Regions from separate parts of the Homo sapiens genome. Here regions 1 and 3 are each linked to region 2. The links are chromatin loops, found by intact Hi-C in ENCODE. Cell type or tissue: endothelial cell of umbilical vein. All regions are shown on one strand. Each heading gives the region's core, and the rest is flanking DNA. Links, peaks and the distances in the headings are about the cores only.

Region 1 (2,817 bases), core at 1-2,500, 740 kb before region 2:
AACCTTGAAGGATGGGGAATAGTCAATAAATCAGGAGAAAATAGTGATGGTGCAGGGCATTTCAGGATGGCTTCTCCAAGATTCATTGGACTGGTTCGGTAGGAGATGAGGATATTGATAGGATATTGGGGTGGGGGCAGGGTGGACACTTCAGAGGAGGTTACAGATTGAGCTAAGAAGTGGAGGCTGGTCTGTGCAGCAGTGTTCAAGGCGTGGTAAGAAGAGTTGGGAATCTCCCACGGCTGGCAGAACTTGTGAGCCCCCCTGCCCTCAAAGGACTACAAGACCCCTAATGAGAAGAGAGCTTCCTCCCAGTCCTCCTTTCTCTTCCTCCTCTCCCTCCCTCTATTCACCCAGCAGCTGTTTACTGAGTCCTTCTTTTATAGTGGGCACTGCCCTAGCCTCTGGGATGCCAGGTTGCTGGCCTTTCTGTTACCAGTGCACCTATTTGCTCTCGCCTGGGTACCTACTTTTGCACTGGCTTTTCCCGTCACTTAGAATGTATGTCCCTCTGGTTTTCACGTGGCTGACTTCTTGTTGGCGCTCAGCTGAACATCACTTGTTCAGAGAAGCCTCCCCTGACCACCCTGTCCACAGTACTCTATCACTGCAGTTCTCAAACATTTTGGCTTCAGGCTCTTTACACTCTTGCCATATGACGCACAGTGCTAGCTGATTGCCTGCCTATCTTTGGGAACTTGGGTGCATTTTCAGCCTTTTTCTCAGAAAAGTGTTCTGGGCAGCCAGGCCCAGTTGCAGGTGTTTTTTCAAAGGCATTGTGGATGCTGGCCACTCACAAGGCTCAACTGGCCCCTGTTTCATTCATTCAGCAAAATGTTGTTGAGTCCTACTGTGTGTCAAATACAATGCTGGGTGCCCAGGGCACAGCAGACAGGCATCACCCCTGCAGAGTGCAAAGCCCAGGAGAGGCAGTGAATGGAAACTAGATTTGGATGGGGGACAGGGACAGAAGGAAACCATTGTAGAGACTCTGCCATGTTGTAAATTAAAACAGAGACGTTTTAAAAAGACTTGTTTATTCATGGAAAAATCACAATAACAATAATAAACCCATCGCATATTAACAAAAATAACACATGCTTTATTATGAATAACCGTATTTTCCAAAGCAAAATAAATTTAGTGAGAAGACAGCATTATTTTACTTTCTTAGGGTAAATCTCTTTAATGTCTGGCCTAATAGAAGACAGATTGTGTTGCATTCTGATATCTGCCTCTGCATTTAGTCTGTTGCATGTCAGTGTCGTGTAGCTCCTGGGAGTCCAGTCCGCTTTGTAGGTGCTCTGTGGCCCAGCCAGAGCTGTAGTTCACAGGAGCGACCAGGAGATGGTGGTGTTGCACCAAACCCTCACTGCTTATTATTGGAAACTCAGTTCCTCTCAGGGGCATTTGGGGCTGGATGCTCTACGGGATACTCTGGAAATCACAGAGTTTTAGGGCATTGAGTAGGACTTGGCATGGGTGGGACAAGGATAGGGACTGGAGAGAATGCAGCTGAGGACAGAAACTCTGGAAAACCACTCTTCATTTTTGCGGAGGGCTCCTTTTCTTTTCTCTCTCTCTCTCCCTCCCTCCTTCCCTCCCTCCCTCCTTCCCTTCCTCCCTCCTTCCCTCCCTTCCTCCCTTCCTTCCTTCCTTCTTTTCTTTTTTTTCCTTTTTTTTTTTATGGAGTCTCACTCTATCGCCAGGCTGGAGTGCAGTGACGCGATCTCGGCTTACTGCAACCTCTGCCTCCCAGGTTCAAGCGATTCTCTTGCCTCAGCCTCCCTAGTAGCAGGGGTTACAGGCGCCTGCCACTGCACCTGGCTAATTTCTGTATTTTTAGTAGAGTCGGGGTTTCACCATCTTGGTCAGGCTGGTCTTGAACTCCTGACCTTGTGATCCACCCGCCTCGGCCTCCCAAAGTGCTGGGAGTGAGCCACCTTGCCCAGCCGAGGGCTCCTTTTCCTAACAGAGGCCAAGCCAAGTGACTTCCCCTCTCTAAGCCTCAGCTTACTCCTCCACCAAATGGGCAAAGTACGCCTTTGGCTTCCATTCCATCCTGCCACTCTCAGCAGGGTTCACTATTTTGATAACACTGGTGTTTTCAGCAATGCAGGATCCCCCAACCATCGACCTCTGAGGCCTAGACTATTCCAAGAACTCGCTGATGCTGTGAGCTCTTCCTGCAGGCAAAACTGTTCCTTCTCTCTCCACCTCCAAACACACCTTCATTCACCTGGATTGAGTTAAAGTGGCCGGTACTGTTTTCCGAGTGTTTGCTCCATGCAGGCTCTGTGCTGAATGGTTTGGACACATTGATGTATGAAGTGCTCAGAAATAGTTTACGAGTTTCATTACCACCCCCATTTTATAGGAGGAGGCACTGAAGCTTAGAGAGGTGAAGAAACTCACCCAAAGACACATGGTTGGAGGATGGAGAAACCTGGATTCAAGGTGGTCACCACACCCATGGGGCCGCATCACCCCAAAATGCTGACTCCGTCTTGTGGGATCGAACCCAGTTACTCTTTCTATGCTGGTTTCTCTCCTGTCACTCCTTCTCCCTGCAGGGTGTTCATTGCCCTCGGGGATCTGAGCACAGTTTGTGATTTCATATTTATTGGCTCATTGACTGCTCCCCTGACTGTGAGCACCACAAGGGCAGGGGCAATGCAGCCTGCTTCACAGCTGTACCCTGGGTACCCAGTACTGCACTTGGCACAGAGTTGGGAGTCAACAACATTTTACTGAATGAATGAAACAAGAGTCAGTTGGGCTTTTCTAGTGGGTGGTGTCCAGGCAAATTAGGGAGTA
Region 2 (3,213 bases), core at 1-2,500:
AACAAAAGGTTTTTGTTATTGCTATTGTTGTGGATGATGTCATTGTCTCCATCTGTCCACTCGGCTTGCAGTTATGGGTCAGGAATTCAGAGACCAGAGGTCACACATTGGTGATCTGGAGACCTTGTCCAGCTCCCAGATGTATTTTGTTTGGCTAATACAGCACTTCATTGATTTTTTTAAAAAAATCTAATTAGTTGCCAATATTTAGAGATGGGGAGATTTCGCGTAAAATACACTTTGGGGTCTCTCTTGGAATTTCAGATGTTTGGACCACATGAGAATTATATTCACCCAGAGCAGCTGGGCTTTGCTAGAGCTGAGAAGAACCCACTCCCTTATTTATTTATTTAGTTATTTATTTATTATTTTTTGAGACAGAGTCTCACTCTGTTACCCAGGCTGGAGTGCAGTGGCATAATCTTGGCTCACTGCAACTTCCACCTCCTGGGTTCAAGCAATTCTCCTGCCTCAGCTTCCAGAGTAGCTGGGATTACTGTCGTGTGACACCACACCCGGCTAATATTTGTATTTTTAGTAGAGATGGGTTTCACTATGTTGCCCAAGCTGGTCTTGAACTCTTGGACTCAAGTGATCCTCCTGCCTTAGCCTCCCAAAGTGCTGAAATTACAGGCACCCGCCCCTTTAGAAAGGGTATGAGCTCCCATTCTGCCCCAGTCCCCGCCGCTCCCTGTTGCCTCACTCTTGGCCAGCTCCATTCATTTACGTAGTTTGCCTACCACTGGAGTATTTTCCATCTGGAAGCCCTGCTCTAGATTTTCTCTTCCATGAGATCCACCAAGAAAGCTCCAAGTCACAGTTAGCCAAATGGAGTTAAACAAGAAGAAGAAAAACACACACCTCACAGTGATGGTGTGGCCACTTCTCCCAATTTCACAGCCTGGGCCCAGAATGGAGTCGGCACATCCCCTTCAAAGCTCCATCATTCTGAGGATGCTGAATGCCACTTTCCCACCCATGCCCACTGGGGAAGCCCACAGAAAGCCCCCTAAATAGCCCTGATCCCTCCAGGAAAGGGGAGGGCACACCGAGAAAATGGCTCCCATCTGACCAGCCTGGGCACAGCTTCTTGACTCTAATTGGGGATGTGGTAATTAGATGATGGCAAAGTACACCCCAGGCTCAGCTTTCAGCCCCAGGTCCCACCAACAGGCCATCCCACTTGGAAAGTTTGCCTGACATTCCTGAGCCGGGCCGCCTTGCCAAAGAAAACTCAAGCGAGGCTTGTCTTGGCATGGACTCAACCCCTAGCCTCAGCAGGAAAACCAAAAACATTTACACAGCTGGGCCTGCGACGCCCGCTTCCCTCAAGAGTTTGTCAGGGCTTGGATGGCTCGGTAGACTCGGGGGGCACTTCTGAAGGGGACTGTGTTCCCGAGCACGGCCAGGCATCGCCAGCCAGACAGAAAACACCACGGCCACCCCCGGGAGGTGGGAAAGAAGACGCAAGAAAACACGCTCTGGGGAGCCGGAGAGGGGCTACCTGGGGACTGGGTTTTCATCTATTCGTTGATCACTGCACGCCTCCCCCCTCCAGCTGCAACCACATCTGCACGGGTCGTCCTGGCCAGCTCACCACCCGACCTGTGCGTGTTGGCCAAAAAACAATCCAAAGAAGCTGCTTATGGCACGCGGAGCGCCTGGGGCCCCATGCTGACAGCTCTAAAGGACCGCCTCTTCACCGCTCTCTCTTTGCACTCAACTTCCCCATCTCTTTTCCTGGCCGCCTTTCCATGGCATTCTCCGAAGCTCTTCACATTCTCTGTCCTGGGGGCACCCCAATGAGGCCCATTTGGCCTCCTGGTTCTGAATGTCAGGGACTATGAACAGGAAGTCCTGGAGCCAGTGGTTCAAAGCCAGGAGCTCAAACACATTGGTGAACACACTGGGGGTTGCCAAATTATCTGCTAAGTCCCTCGTGAATCCCTCTGGTCCCTCCATCCCAGTGGTCCCCACTGCAGTCCAGGCCACCATCGGTGCAGTGGTGACTGCAGCAGCCTCCTCTCAAACCCTCCCACCTCCACTCCTGCCCTCAGAGTCCATTCTCTGAGCTAAGGATAGCACAACCTTTATTATTCTCTCAATTATAAAACATTTAAAAACTACAGCAAAATGCAGAAAATATGACTTTGCATAATTGAATGATTCACTATCAAGCAAATACCCATGTAACCACCAGCCAGCGCAAGAAACAACCTAAAGCACTTTCTCTTTTTTCTTTTTCTTTTTTCTTTTTTTTTTTTTTTTGAGGCGGGGTCTCGCTCTCTTGCCCAGGCTGGAGTGTAGTGGCACGATCTCTGCTCACTGCAAACTCCAGCTCCCAGGTTCAAGCAATTCTCCTGCCTCAGCCTCCCAAGTAGCTGAGATTACAGGCGTCCACCACCATGCCCAGCTAATTTTTGTATTTTTAGTAGGGAAGTGGTTTCACCATGTTGGTCAGGCTGGTCTCAAACTCCTGACCTCAAGTGATCTGCCTGCCTCAGCCTCCCAAAGTGCTGGGATTACAGGCGTGAGCCACCGCGCCCAGCCAGAAGCACTTTCTTGACTCTCTTCGATTCTACTCCCTCCCTCCCCACAATATTTCATGACTATCCTGACTTTTGTGGTCATGATTTCCTTGCGTTTTCTTCAGACCTAAAAACAACATAGTTTAGCCTTGTCTGTTTTGGGGTTTTATGTAAAGGGAATAGTCATAGTAATCATATTATTATTATTTTGTGTCTGGTTTCTTCTTTCCAATATTATACAGTGAGATTTCTCCATGTTATTGCACAGAGCTATAGTCTATTCATTTTCACTGCTGTATAATATTCTTTTGTGTGAACATACCAGAGTTTTAAAATCTGTTTTACTGTTGATGTGGTTTGGGTCATTTCCAGCTGGGAGATGTTGTAAAACTAGAAATAGTCTTAGCCCAAGTACCTGGCACATAGCAGGGTTTACAGTCACAAACAGGTTCCAGAGTCAAGCACAAGTTCAAACAAAGCTGTATTACACAAAACTAAAATGGTTTGTTTTCTTGCAAGACTTGTCAAAGCCTTTAATGCTTTAAGGTGTCAATGTGCATTATGACACTCCACAAGCATCACCTCTGTGCTAGCTAGGCCCAGGTGATGCAAAGGTAAATAAATCTGCCTTAGGGAGTAAGTAGTGTGGATGGAAAGTATTGGCCTTAAAATCTGGTCATGGTTT
Region 3 (2,817 bases), core at 1-2,500, 91 kb after region 2:
TCCAGTCTACTGTAGGAACTTAGGGGTGTGTGTATATTCACGTGTGTGCACAGATATGGGAGAGGGCATGCGCGTGTGAGTGGCTGTGTGTGTGCCCATTGTGTATGTGTGCATGGATGTGGGTGTCACACAGGAAGGATGCGAGAATGGGAGATTCAGAGCAGGTTTGGTCCTCAAGGTGGCTGCAATGGGTGCCCCACACTTCAAGCCACCAGTAACTCTGTGATCCTCTTCACATTTCCCCTGTTTTCCAACAATGGGGCCACATCAGCCCCACCAGGGCTCTACTGGAAATTGTTGTTGATACCTAGACAGAAAGGGCTTTTCACTGTCCAGACCCCCATGGGCTGGTTGCTCTCCCAGGATCAGCACGAGGACTTTCTGTGAGCTCTGGAAAAAAGTAGACTGCACTTAAGAGAAAACTTCCCAAAGGAGTAGATTTTAAGTCTGCTTCAGTTGAACGCCATTGATCTCTTTCTCTAAAAGACCCTAAACAGTGAGAGAGTCCTATTCAGAGGTTCTGATCAAGGCTGGGTAAGGCTCTGCCCCCACCAGCCCTCTGTGTGCTACCGAACACAGGCATCAAGCTTTGGAAGAAGCCACTTCAAGACAAATTCTGGGTCCTCCACCTGGAGCCAGCTCAAACCTCCCTGAACCTGTTTCTCCATCAGTAACATGGCGAATATTCCTCCTTCATAGGTTGTTCCAAAGAAGTTAAAACTATAAAGTCAGAGATCAGTAATAGTCAGTTTCTTTGAGCATCTTGCATAATGACATAAAATAAAACTGTACTAAGTGTCAGGAACATTGGGTTCCACTTTTTTGCCTTGCCGTTGACATACTCCATGATTTGGGGCAAGTCCTTGTCCTCTCTGGACCATATTGTTCTCTGTTCTATAATTAAAGTGTTAGCCCTGATTAATGGATTCATTCTTACTATGTACTGAGTCTTGGACTCAACATGGTAGGTGTAGATGTGAATATGACAAAGAAGGTCCCTGTGGCATCTGGGAAGGCTTTACCCAGACACCTTAGGAAACTACTATTGGTGACTGACCTTTGGAAGAAGAGGCACGTAAGCTAACTCCTTTTTTTCTTTCTTGGGAGGTTGCAAGAGTAAAGAGCATGTTCAAGGAAAGAAGGAGTCCCTCTCCAGGGTTCTCCTAGGTCTGTTTGTTGATTGGCTCGTTGAGTACGTAACCCACATGTACACACACACATCTGCATGGGCATGCATAGACATGCGACGCACACACCTACCAGAAGGCAGGGTTCAACAGGCCCAGCAGCGGCGTCTTGGGGAAAAGGACTGATTCGAGAGAAAACAGGAAGCAACTCCAAGTGTTCAAGCCTCCCTCTGCAACCCCGTTCCTTTTCCACACATTATGAAAATGAGATTGGACGGTGGAGGGTAGAGAGGTGCGTAATGCTCCTGCTATTTCCTGACGTCCTTCCCAGTGCCTCAGAGGCCCAGATCGAGTGGAATTATCTCCTCCCCTGGCTGGGAGGGAGCTAGCTTAGAGCCAAAAACACCAAGATATGGAGAAGAAGCCTGAAGGACTATACAAACAAGCTAGGCTCGTGGCTTCAGGCCAAGAGGAACTGAGCCAACAACCCTCCCCTGTCCCAGTGCAAACCCAGATGTTGGCTGGCCCCCCCGCTATTGGCCACAGAGGTGATGGGGGTCCCACTTCAGGATCTGAGCCCTGCTTGAGTAAGACTGACAGGGGGCTGGTGTGTGAATCTGGAGAGAAACAGGGGACTGGGTGCCTTCCTTTCTTTCTCTCTCTCTCTCTCTCTCTCTCTCTCTCTCTCTCTCTCTCTCTCTCTTCCCAGTCTCTGCCTCATCATCTTGTCACCTGTATGTATCTCTCTCTTTCTCTTTGCAGTGTCAGCCCAGTCTTTTTCTCTGGAACAAGTAGGGTGAAGCTGGCAGGATGTCTGAAAAATCCAACCTGACCAAAAACTTGCTATGAAACCCAAATTAACATAAGACACCCTGTTCTGTCTATCACACTGATAAAAATGGAAACATCAATAATATTCTTCATTAACAAAGGTAGAGCAAACAGGCTGTCTCAAAAATTATTAGTGGGAGTAAAAACCAGTATTAAATGTGCACGCTCCTGACCAAGCAATACTACTGGCACAAACTCAACGTGCACAAAGATGTATGAGGAAGTATAAGAATACAATGGTATTGTTTATACACCATTGTTTGTCATAATGAAATCTGCCAATAATGCAAGAATGATGTAAAGGGGACTGGTTAAATAAGTCAAGGTGTCACCATACTATGGAATATTATGCAGATATGTAAAAGAATGAGCTAGGTCTACATGTCAGGCATGGAAAGACATCCATGAACAAAGAAAGTCACATAAAGGTTTAGCTGGGGTAGCTTAGGCTATGCTTAATAACAAGTATGTCTGAACACCTCAGTGGCTTACTACAAAAAGGTTCATTTCTTGCTCAAACAAAGTCTAATGGAAGCCTGGTCACTCTCCAGGGTAGCTGTGCTCCATGCTGTGACTCAGTGATCCAATCTGAGTCCATCTCATGGCTCTACTATCTCAATACTATCTCGGCATCCTGTTCACTATAGAGGGAAGAGAATGCAGAAAGAACTCACACCTGATCATGCATGCACCACCCTTTGCTGGGAAGTCACATGCCCTCTGCCTAATTACAAGGAGACAGGAAAATTGGGAGGAGTAAGTTGATTTTAAGTGAGCCATAAAAAGGCAAATGTAAGAATTATCCCCACTTTACATATGGAAAAATGAAGTCTCAGACAGACCACCACTCACTGCAGTG

What was found. Peaks named below come from ENCODE experiments on the same cell type or tissue, not always from the same donor. Only the 100,000 strongest peaks of a DNase experiment are listed, where the experiment ranks them.
Region 1: a loop joins it to region 2, with 3 times the contacts of the local background. A loop is called at or near these places in 2 of 110 quality-filtered maps.
Region 3: it touches region 2 in a loop (7-fold over the local background); 8 of 110 quality-filtered maps call a loop at or near these places.

What each region holds. Positions count from the first base shown.
Region 1 is chr22:26,677,863-26,680,679 of GRCh38, forward strand. All of the region lies in intron 1 of MIATNB (MIAT neighbor), which reads left to right. Among named protein-coding and RNA genes, the nearest start is that of MIATNB, 6.4 kb to the left of the region's middle. In endothelial cell of umbilical vein, for the core only: a CTCF peak has its summit at 1,333 (motif pointing right); a DNase peak (open chromatin) is centred at 1,359.
Region 2 is chr22:27,419,633-27,422,845 of GRCh38, forward strand. No RefSeq gene overlaps it. Among named protein-coding and RNA genes, the nearest start is that of LINC02554, 110 kb to the left of the region's middle. In endothelial cell of umbilical vein, for the core only: no CTCF peak of the experiment used is centred there; DNase peaks (open chromatin) are centred at 19 and 1,249; H3K27ac peaks cover 2,228 bases.
Region 3 is chr22:27,511,088-27,513,904 of GRCh38, forward strand. The region is part of intron 1 of LOC105372981 (a long non-coding RNA gene); the gene reads right to left. Among named protein-coding and RNA genes, the nearest start is that of LINC02554, 200 kb to the left of the region's middle. In endothelial cell of umbilical vein, for the core only: no CTCF peak of the experiment used is centred there; DNase peaks (open chromatin) are centred at 1,444 and 2,084; H3K27ac peaks cover 1,813 bases.